Regions from separate parts of the Homo sapiens genome. Here region 1 is linked to region 2. The links are chromatin contacts, found by Hi-C or POLR2A ChIA-PET in ENCODE. All regions are on one chromosome and are shown on one strand. The core of a region is the stretch at or near the end of the contact, and the rest is flanking DNA. Distances in the headings are between cores, read along the strand shown.

Region 1 (5,295 bases), core at 2,579-5,078, 3.1 Mb after region 2:
AGAATGAAACAAGTGAGTAGTTCTACTGTCCTTTCATCATTTCTGAGCAGTTTGAGATTATCAACAAATGAGCTCACTGATTTTGCAGACATCCTTATGTTTTGAATATGTTTCATATAATTTATTATTGGTTTAAGAATCATTTCCTTTTAAGTAATTTTTTTGGCTCAGCTAATATCTTAGTGGTACCTACCTTTCCATACTTTGTGAGCTTTCTTATTTTTACTTGAATAATATTTCTAAATATACTTGTAAAAATGTAAATGTTAGGCTGGGCGCAGTGGCTCACCCCTGTAATCCCAGCACTCTGGGAGGCCGAGGCGGGTGGATCACGAGGTCAGGAGATTGAGACCATCCTGGCTAACACGGTGAAACCCCGTCTCTACTAAAAAATACAAAAAATTAGCTGGGCGTGGTGGCGGGCACCTGTAGTCCCAGCTACTTCGGAGGCTGAGGCAGGAGAATGGCGTGAACCTGGGAGGCTGAGCTTGTGGTGAGCCAAGATCGTGCCACTGCACTCCAGCCTGGGCGACCGAGTGAAACTCCGTCTCAAAAAAAAAAAAAATGTAAATGTTAGATCATTCACCGATAGGCACCAATATCTTTAACAGAAAAGGTTAATGCAAACAATTGTCAGCCTAAACTGACAACAGAAATAAAACTGGTCTTCCCAAGTTCAATTCCTTGTGGATTTGTTACATTGCTACATATTACACCTAGTTTTATGTGTCTAGATGCTCTGTATCTAGTATACGCTTGAGAGCCCTCCAAATATTAATATTTCTTTTTTTTTTTTTTGAGATCAGGTGCAGTGGCGTGATTTCGGCTTACTGCAACCTCCGCCTCCCAGGATCAAGTGTTATTCTGCCACAGCCTCCTGAGTAGCTGGGATTACAGGTGTCCGCCACCACGCCCAGCTAATTTTTTGTATTTTTAGTAGAGATGGGATTTCGCCATGTTGGCTAGGCTGGTCTTGAATTCCTGACCTCAAGTGATTCAACCACCTCGGCCTCCCAAAGTGCTGAGATTACAGGTGTGAGCTACCGTGCCCAGCGAATATTTCTAGATTTTAGCAGTTGCATAAATTCTACTCCAGGAGGCTTAATTGTCCTTAATATAAATGTCACATTTCAAATGACATTCAAAAATGTAAAATGATCAATTTAGAAAAAAAAAATTACTCCTACCCACTTCCTCTTTTTCTTTTTCTTTTTTTTTTTTTTTTGAGACAGAGTTGTACTCTGTCGCCCAGGCTGAAATGCAGTGGCACAATCTCAGCTCACTGAAACCTACGCCTCCTGGGTTCAAGCGATTCTCCTGCCTCAGCCTCCCGAGTAGCTGGGACTACAGGCCATGCCACCACGCCCAGCTAATTTTTTGTATTTTTTAGTAGAAACAGGGTTTCACCATGTTGCCCAGGCTGGTCTTGAACTCCTGAGCTTTGGCAATCCGCCTGCCTCGGCCTCCCACAGTGCTAGGATTACACGTGTGAGCCGCCGCGCCTGGCCTCACTTCCTCTTTCATACAATGTCAGTTCTCACGTATTTCAACCATCAGTACGATCGTATTCAAAAAGATCAGGAAGATGATGAAGTTTTTGAAGAGAGGACCTGTTGTCTCTTAAGGAAACATACAGAGTGGAGTTCTTTCTGATTTATGCAGCTGAAATAATAAGAGCAATAACATAAGCAGTGAGAATGAGACAATGGAGTTTGGGAAGCAAAAAATAAGTCATTAGGCAGATGATCAACAGCCAGGATAAAAATGAGTGACATGAAAGGATACACTCAAGGACCCATCCGGCCCACAAAGAAAGAGGTGGCCTCTGACTGCAGCGCACATGAAGCCTGCTCAACAGCCTCTGGGCATGTGAAATCTGTTCTATACGTTGAGGCTTTATAGAGACGCCCACTAGCTGGTGTTGATCTCCCAACATAAGTTTCTTCTGGCGGGAAGGATCTACAACAAAAATTGAAAAGGGGTAGTGGATAAATACAAACAAAATAGACCAGGTAGGGTTGGGGGCAGGGATACTGTTCAGATAATGGGTCCCCCTAATGGCTTACTGCTGGTCCTTCTCTTCTCACAGCAACTAAGAATTCTGTTTGGAGTGAGAGCAAATGTATTGCTTATGACCAACACTGTCCATGCCCACAAAAGCAGCAGGTTCACTCTCAAAGTTTTAAGAGTCTTTGACAGAAACTGTTCCGTATCATCCACGGCTAGTGGCTATCCTAGGCCTAAAAGTGAAAGACGTGGATTCTATCTCCTTAGTTTTATTTACAAGCCCTTGATTTATCAAGTTTGGTAAACCAGCAACTAAACCGGCCTCCCCAGAATTTTCCACTCTTAAATGTAGAGGATGTGGATAGGAGTCTTAAATTTAAATTAGTGAAGAAATAGGCTGCTGACCAAGTAACTCCTGATAGTGTGTCGCAGCACAGCTTGGCTCAAGCCTTGCAAATGCTCGATGAGAGAGAAAGTATCGATGAGACGTGAACGAATGGCATCAGCTCGGGGAAGCTGCATCTGCCCTTCTTGTTGGTAAGCGGCCATGTCTGCTAAGAAAATGTAAGCATCAAGTGTCATTTCATTCTTGGAGCTGCACCAAGGATTACAGGTTTTCTGTCCCCTCCTCCCCACCCTCTTTGCCCTTAAGATTCCTTAATGTACCCACATCTACGAACTAGGAGCAGTTGGGCAGAACAAACATTCTACTAAGACTCAGGGTTTTTTGAAACAAAAGGGGCTAAGAGTGGTAAAGACATTGAGCAGTCGACCAAGTGGCCAGGCATCTTCACTTTGTGACGGCACTACCAATTAAAAGCTCATTAAAAAAAAAAAAAAAAAAAAAAAAAGTCCGGGCGTGGTGGCTCACGCCTGTAATTCCAGCACTTTGGAATGCCGAGGCGAGCGGATCACGAGGTCAGGAGATAGAGACCATCCTGGCTAACACGGTGAAACCCGGTCTCTACTAAAAATACAAAAAATTAGCCGGGCGTGGTGGCGGGCGCCTGTAGGCCCAGCTACTCGGGAAGCTGAGGCAGGAGAATGGCGTGAACCCGGGAGGCAGAGCTTGCAGTGAGCGGAGATCGCGCCACTGCACTCCAGCGTGGGGGACAGAGCAAGACGGCATCTCAGACAAAACAAAACAAAACAAAACAAGAAACTCAATAAAAAAGGAGCAGCCACAAGGGCAGGGGCCCGGGGCTGGACAAAGAAGAACCTGGGTCCCACCTGGGCCTGAGAGAATCGGGCAATGAGGTGGAGTTGGGGGAGGGCTTGGCCTGCCCACGCAAGAGAAACCAAGTGAAGAGAAATTGGACAAAATGCCAAAGCCTGACATTTTGAAAATGGGTCCCGTCCCAAGTGTGTCCACTCCAACACTCCTTCGGGGGCTAGCTCCTTCTCTCCTCCATTCTCGCTTCTGGGCCTCACCTCAGCCCAGGTTCTCTTCGCCCACTCAGTCCTGACTTCACGCTTCCACCTCCAGCTCAGGCGCCCCCTGAGCCCGGCTACCCCTACGCAGGACGAGCTCAGGGCCGGCTCCCAGCCTCACTGCGCCCCATTTCCCGCCCCGCCCGACCCCCAGGTTTCGGCTCACCCCGGGACCCGGCCCTAGCCCCTGCCCCCAGCCCAGGACCGGGCCCAGCCACGCTCGCCCAGACACTCGCCGCCTCGGCCCCGCCCCGCGCTCCGGCCACTCGGCGGTAACGAGTTGGTCCCGCCCGCCCGACGAAGGCGACGCGCAGCCAATCAGCGGCTGCCACACAGCGGCCCAAGCCGGGTTTGGGGGTTGGGACCTCCGGCTGCAGGTCCGCCTGGGCCAGACGCGCGAGCGCAAGCAGCGGGTTAGTGGTCGCGCGCCCGACCTCCGCAGTCCCAGCCGAGCCGCGACCCTTCCGGCCGTCCCCACCCCACCTCGCCGCCATGCGCCTCCGCCGCCTAGCGCTGTTCCCGGGTGTGGCGCTGCTTCTTGCCGCGGCCCGCCTCGCCGCTGCCTCCGACGTGCTAGAACTCACGGACGACAACTTCGAGAGTCGCATCTCCGACACGGGCTCTGCGGGCCTCATGCTCGTCGAGTTCTTCGCCCCCTGGTGAGTCCATTCTGCCGAGGCGGGGGAAGAAAGGCGGGGCTGGGCCGGGGGCGAGAGCGCGGGGAACTGTTGGGCCTACGCAGCGCCGGGGCCCTTCATTCCTGTGGGCCCCTGCTGCGGCGGGCACATTTCTCATTCCCGGGAGCTGGAGGCGCCTCGCCGAGAGCGGGGGAGTCGGTGCTGATCGGCCCAAGGAAAACCCGAAGGCTGCGCTCACGCAGGGCCTCATCCTTATCTCGGTGCTCTTGTGGCACTTCCTATTTGCAGAGGGTTTTGCCACCCCTTCCCCCAGTCCAATATGTAGCTATATCTTTTCTGCGTGAGTCAGTATTAATGCTCCTCCAGTCTACAGACTAGGCATCCCAAAGCCTTGTAGTGGAAGCGGACGTTTCACCAAATGCAGAAGTCCTGGATCCCTAGGGTATTTCCTTTCATCTTACCTCACGCCGCACAGCCATTGGTTTCTAGCCAAGGTCACTGAGTGGCTGCAGAATGGTCGTAAGTGCTTTCTTGAGGCAGGTAATTTGTCCGTCACATGGTGTACAGTTTCTCCCTTCAGCTGATCACTTACATCTCAGTACCGGCAGATACCTCTGTCCAAACGAAAGGAGTACGTGAACAAGAATAATTCCATCAGAATCTGTCCATATTGTCTGTTTTAAATAGCATTTCTTTAAAATGTCAAAAAAGACTCCAATGAGAAAATAACCAATATTGATTACATACTCCACTTTAGGGTGACTTAAGTGATCAAGGGTGTAAATTCCTTAGATAGAACTAACTCGAAATAAAAAACTGTTGGGGAGAAGGAAGAGCAAATAAGATTTCTGGCCCAGTCAACTTGAGTGTTTGTTTTTTTTTTTTATTTGTGTGTGTGTGTGTTTTTAAACCTCCAGATCATTACCAGAGTAAACAGTGATTCCTTTATCCTGGGGATAGCTCTCTATATATAATTCAATATATATAATTACAGTACTTAATTTTTCCCCTCCTGGCACAGTGACCCTTGGTTTAATACTATCCGTGTTCAAAAATGTCAGTAAAAGTTGTGTATAACTTTTATTTGCTTCAGACTCAGGTCTTCCCTTCTTAGCCTCAAACAACTTGCTAAGGGTTACACGAAAAAAGTCCTGTAGTAAAGACCACCTGAATCAGAATGATGTGCTAGAGATGGCAAATTTTGTTTGCAGCTTGGACA
Region 2 (5,156 bases), core at 863-3,362:
GCAGGCGCCTGTAATCCCAGTTACTTGGGAGGCTGAGGCAGGAAGACTCGCTTGAATCTGGGAGGTGGGGTTGCAGTGAGCTGATACCACGTCCCTGCACTCCAGCCTGGGCAACAGAGCAAGACTCCATCTAAAATAAATAAATAAATAAATAAATAAAAATAAAAATAAATTGGTAAGTGGAGGGAAAATAGATCTAACCAAATGACTTGTCTTCTTAAAAACTTCAATGATTTCTTCAGTACCTAGAGACCAAAGCTCCTTACCTTTTTTTTTTTTTTTGAGACGGAGTCTTGCTCTGTTGCCCAGGCTGGAGTGCAGTGGCGTGATCTCGCTCACTGCAACCTCCACCTCCCGGGTTCAAGCACTTCTCTGCCTCAGCCTCCCAAAGAGCTGGGATTACAGGCATGCACCACCACGCCCGGCTAATTTTTGTAGTTTTAGTAGAGATGGGGTTTTGCCATCTTGGCCAGGCTGGTCTTGAACTCCTGACCTCGTGATCCGCCCACCTTGGCCTCCCAAAGTTCTGGGATTACAGGCTTGAGCCACCGCGCCTGGCCTCTCCTTACATGTTTTGTTGTTGTCGCTTGTCTTTTGAGACAAGGTCTCACTCTGTAGCCCAGGCTGGAGTGCAGTGGCCCATCATAGCTCACTGCAGCCTTGACGTCCTGAGCTCAAGCAGTCCTCCCACCTCAGCCTCCGGGATAGCTGAGACCACAGGCACAAGCCACCACGCCCAGCTTATTTTTTTTTTTTTTTTTTTTGAGATATGGGGTCCCACTATGTTGCCCAGGCTGGTCTCCAACTCCTGAGCTCAAGCGATCCTCCCCCACCTTGGCTTCCCAAAGTGCTGGGATTACAGGTGTGAGCCACCGTGCAGGCCTTATATGATCTTCATATCCTGAACTAAATGTAACCTTCCAGTTTCGGCACTTGCTCTGGCACTTTTCCTCCCTCGCCAGATAATACTAATCTTTAATCATGTAGTTCGTTTCCATGCCCATACTACCCTATTTGCTTATAATGTCTTCCACTTCGCCCAAGAATCCCTACTCAGCTAGCTTGTGGTGTTGTTTTGACACAGTCTCGCTCTGTCGCCCAGGCTGGAGTACAGCGGCGAGATCTCGGTTGGCTGCAACCTCCTCCTGAGTTCAAGCGATTCTCATGCCTCAGCCTTTCGAGTAGCTAGGATTACAGGCATGTGCCACAAAACCTGGCTAATTTTTGTATTTTTTACTAAAGACGAGGTTTCACCACGTTGGCCAGGTTTATCTCCAACCCCTGACCTCAGGTGATCCGCCTGCCTTGGCCTCCTAAACTGCTGGGATTACTGGCGTGAACCACCGCGCCCGGCCCTACTCAGCCTTTAAAACCGGAATCACGGGTCAAAACTTTCTGGTAAACCACGATACGGTTTAGGTTATGAAATTCAATGCCCCCTTCCTCTGAACTCCTGCAAATCTCCAGTAAAGCACCACAGATTGACGAATATTCCAGCCATTTCCCTCTCCCGTACGCTAGCTCCATTTCCCACTTCTATCCATCTTCTCGAGCTTCCTCAGCTCCTCCACCTCCATGAGGCCTGGAAAGCACCTTGCTCCAGGAATGCGAGTAGGAGGCTCAGAGCGACCAGAAGTGCCAAAAGCTGACATTCAGATACTGCCGAAACAAACCACAAGAGCGCTAGGGCCCCCGCTAATAGTCCAGCTGCGATGGTGAGAACTCGCGGACCCGCCGGCGATGCATGCCGGGAGATGTAGTCCCGGGCCGACGCATTACCTCTTGGGAGTCGTGGTCTTCGATCTGGTAAACAGAAGACGGCAACTCGGTTAAGTCTTCCCCCACCGCCCCCTGAAATCCCTCGCCCCACCCGCGAGGGACTGGGGTAGGAGTAGGGGCGTTGCCGTGGTTAGCCTCGAACTCCTAGGCTCAGACGATACTCTCGCCTCGGCCTCCCGAGCAGCTGGGACTACACGCGTGAGCCACCGCCCCCGGCATAAAGTTTGAATTAGTCCTTACGCAAAAAGGGAAGAGGGCAGTCTGTAAACTCGCGCAGGATCAAGCTCTCGAGCTCCCGTCTTGGGTTAGCGCGCAGGGCGGAAGCGGGGAGAAGGCGGATCCGGGAGGCGGGGATACGTTACGTCGACGCGGGCGTGACCCTGGGCGAGAGGGTTTGGCGGGAATTCTGAAAGCCGCTGGCGGACCGCGCGCAGCGGCCAGAGACCGAGCCCTAAGGAGAGTGCGGCGCTTCCCGAGGCGTGCAGCTGGGAACTGCAACTCATCTGGGTTGTGCGCAGAAGGCTGGGGCAAGCGAGTAGAGAAGTGGAGCGTAAGCCAGGGGCGTTGGGGGCCGTGCGGGTCGGGCGCGTGCCACGCCCGCGGGGTGAAGTCGGAGCGCGGGGCCTGCTGGAGAGAGGAGCGCTGCGGACCGAGGTGAGTGTGTGAGGCGCAGGCTGGGCCCTCCAGAGCCGCGGCTCGTCCTCGCCCACCTGCGTCCTGGCCGGTCCAGTGCTCAGCGGCAGTTGGGGCCTCCGCGCGCAGTGTGAAACCCGGACGTGGCAGGGCGTGTCCGCGCCCGACCGACCCTCAGCTGCTGGGGCGAAAACACAAGTGGACCTCAGTCTTTAGAACTAGGGGAGAAACATTAGAGCCTTTATAGGCAACACCTATTTTATGGGTTCGAGCGAGAAGTCCGAGATCAGAGCGGTGTAGCCACAGCTGTTTAATATCACAGCCAGGGCTTCCGGATTCCTGATCTGTCTTTCCATTACACCGTGCTTAGAAAGTACCAATCTCCGATTGCCAAAACAGTGTTTTCATCATCTAATGCGGAAAACCATTCACATGATGCCTAGAGAATGATCTGAAGTGAGGTTTGGTTTTCTTAAAACTTTTTTTTTGAGATGGAGTCTCGCTCTTCCGCCCAGGCTGGAGTGTAGTGGCGCGATCTCGGCTCACTGCAACCTCCGCCTCCCGGATTCAAGCGATTCTCCTACCTCAGCCTCCCGAGGAGCTGGGATTACAGGCCCCCACCACCACGCCGCCAGGCTGATTTTTGTATTTTTAGTAGAGACGGGGTTTCACCATGTTGGTCAGGCTGGTCTCGAACTTCTGACCTCAGGTTATCCACCCGCCTCTGCCTCCCAAAGTGCTGGGATTACAGCCGTGAGCCACAGCGCCTGGCCCCTGTTTTTTTGTTTGTTTGTTTGTTTTTAACTTCTAAAGCGCAATGTAATATACATGTAGAAAAATTCACATTCACAACTGTATACAACTCCGTGAATTATTACAAAATATACTGGCCGGGCGTCGTGTCTCACGTCTGTAGTCCCAGCACTTTGGGAAGTGGAGGCGGGAGGACGATTGAGCCCAAGAGTTCGAGAACAGCCTGGTCAAGATAGTGAGACCCGCATCTCTACAAATAGGAAAAATTAGCTAGGCATGGTGGCGTGCACCTGTAGGCCCAGCTATTCAGGAGGCTGAGAAGGGAGGATCTAGCCTGGGAGGTATAAGCTGCAGTGAGCTGTGATCAGGCCACTGCACTCCAACCTGGGCGATAGAGCAAGACAAAATGAATATACACCTATGTAATCACCACTTAATAGAATGGTCCTCAGAAGCCTTCCTGTGTAGTATTTAATATTTTCCCCTTTTTACAGTGGTAACTGCTATACTGGTTTCTAATGAGATGAACTAATGTTGCTTGTTTTTGAATTTTATATAAAAATACATCAGGAGTGTTGAGTGTTTCGTTGTTTCACATGCTTGCCAACACGATATTTTTCAGCCTTTTTGATTTTAACTATTCTGCTGGTTACACAGTAATGTCTTAATGTGATTTTAATTTTCCTGATTAATAATGATGTTGGACATCTGTTCATATGTTTTTGCCCATTTTGATATCTTCTGTGATGTGCTTGTTCAAATCTCTTGCCTATTTTTCTATTATCTTTTTCTTACTGATGTGAAGTTCTTTATATACTGGTTATCAGCCCTCAGTTATGTTTGTGCTAAATGTTTTCTCTACTGTGGTTTGACTTGTCACTCTCTTAGTGGTGTCCTTTGATGAATAGAAGTGCTGAATTTATTTTTTTATTATTTATTTATTTATTTATTTTTCCTTTTGAGACAGAGTTTGGCTCTTGTTGCCCAGGCTGGAGTGCAATGGCACAATCTTGGCTCACCGCAACCTCCGCCTCCCGGGTTCAAGCGATTCTCCTGCCTCAGCCTCCCGAGTAGCTGGGATTACAGGCATGTGCCACCACGCCCAGCTAATTTTGTATTTTTCTTTAATAGAGACAGGATTTCTCCATGTTGGTCAGGCTGGTCTTGAACTCCTGAACTTAGGTGATCTGCCCGCCTTGGCCTCCCAAAGTGCTGGGATTGCAGACGTGAGCCACAGTGCCCAGTAGAAGTGCTGAATTTAAATGTAGTTCAGTTTTCAGTCTTTTCCTTTTTGGCTAGTGCGTTATGCATCCAGTTTCAAGAAATCTTTTTCTGTCCCAAGGTTGTGAAAATAATAAGTGTTACTTTGTTTTTGACAGACGATTGTACATATTTATGAGATACAAGATGATATTTCTTTTTTTTTTTTTTTTTTTTTGAGACGGAGTCTCACTCTGTCGCCCAGGCTGGAGTGCAGTGGCGCGATCTTGGCTCACTGCAAGCTCCGCCTCCTGGGTTCACGCCATTCTCCTGTCTCAGCCTGCCACCACGCCCAGCTAATTTTTTGTATTTTTTAGTAGAGACAGGGTTTCACCATGTTAGCCAGGATGGTCTCGATCTCCTGACCTGGTGATCCACCCGCCTTGGCCTCCCAAAGTGCTGGGATTACAGGCGTGAGCCACTCCACCTGGCCCAAGATGATATTTCAATACATATATACATTGTATAATGAATGATCAAATCAGGGTAATCAGCATATCCATCAGTTCACTTAAACACTTGTCATTTCTCTTTGTGATGAGAACATTCAAAATACTCGCTTCTGGCTATTTTGAAGTATACATTACATTAGTGTTTACTGTAGTCACCCTACTGTGAAATAGAACCCTAGAACTTATTCCTCCTATCTAACTGAAACTTTGTGCCTGTTGACCAACCTCTCTCCTTCCTGCCGCCCCCTGCAACAGCTGCATTCTCCTCAGTCTCTGGTT

The links. A loop is a pair of places that touch in the nucleus more often than their neighbours do. ChIA-PET counts read pairs that join two places held with the same protein, here RNA polymerase II (POLR2A). Pooled maps may share reads with other maps.
Region 1: a pooled map shows a loop between it and region 2 (12-fold over the local background). The contact joins the promoter of PDIA3 here to the promoter of RAD51-AS1 in region 2. A Hi-C loop is called at or near these places in 5 of 50 pooled maps. POLR2A ChIA-PET finds 5 or more read pairs at or near these places in 2 of 52 experiments (CD8-positive, alpha-beta memory T cell and naive thymus-derived CD8-positive, alpha-beta T cell).

What each region holds. Positions count from the first base shown.
Region 1 is chr15:43,742,610-43,747,904 of GRCh38, forward strand. PDIA3 (protein disulfide isomerase family A member 3) reads left to right here and starts at 3,829. Exons shown (of 13, transcript NM_005313.5): 1 at 3,829-4,097. The coding sequence starts at 3,931. It also overlaps the pseudogene CATSPER2P1. RefSeq lists a silencer at 3,545-3,844 and enhancers at 4,345-4,394, 4,405-4,454.
Region 2 is chr15:40,692,993-40,698,148 of GRCh38, forward strand. RAD51-AS1 (RAD51 antisense RNA 1) reads right to left here and starts at 2,113. Exons shown (of 2, transcript NR_040058.1): 1 at 2,020-2,113; 2 at 742-1,803. RAD51 (RAD51 recombinase) reads left to right here and starts at 2,182. Exons shown (of 10, transcript NM_002875.5): 1 at 2,182-2,433. RefSeq lists enhancers at 1,172-1,351, 1,234-1,831, 1,712-1,861, 2,332-2,391, 2,429-3,026 and 1 more.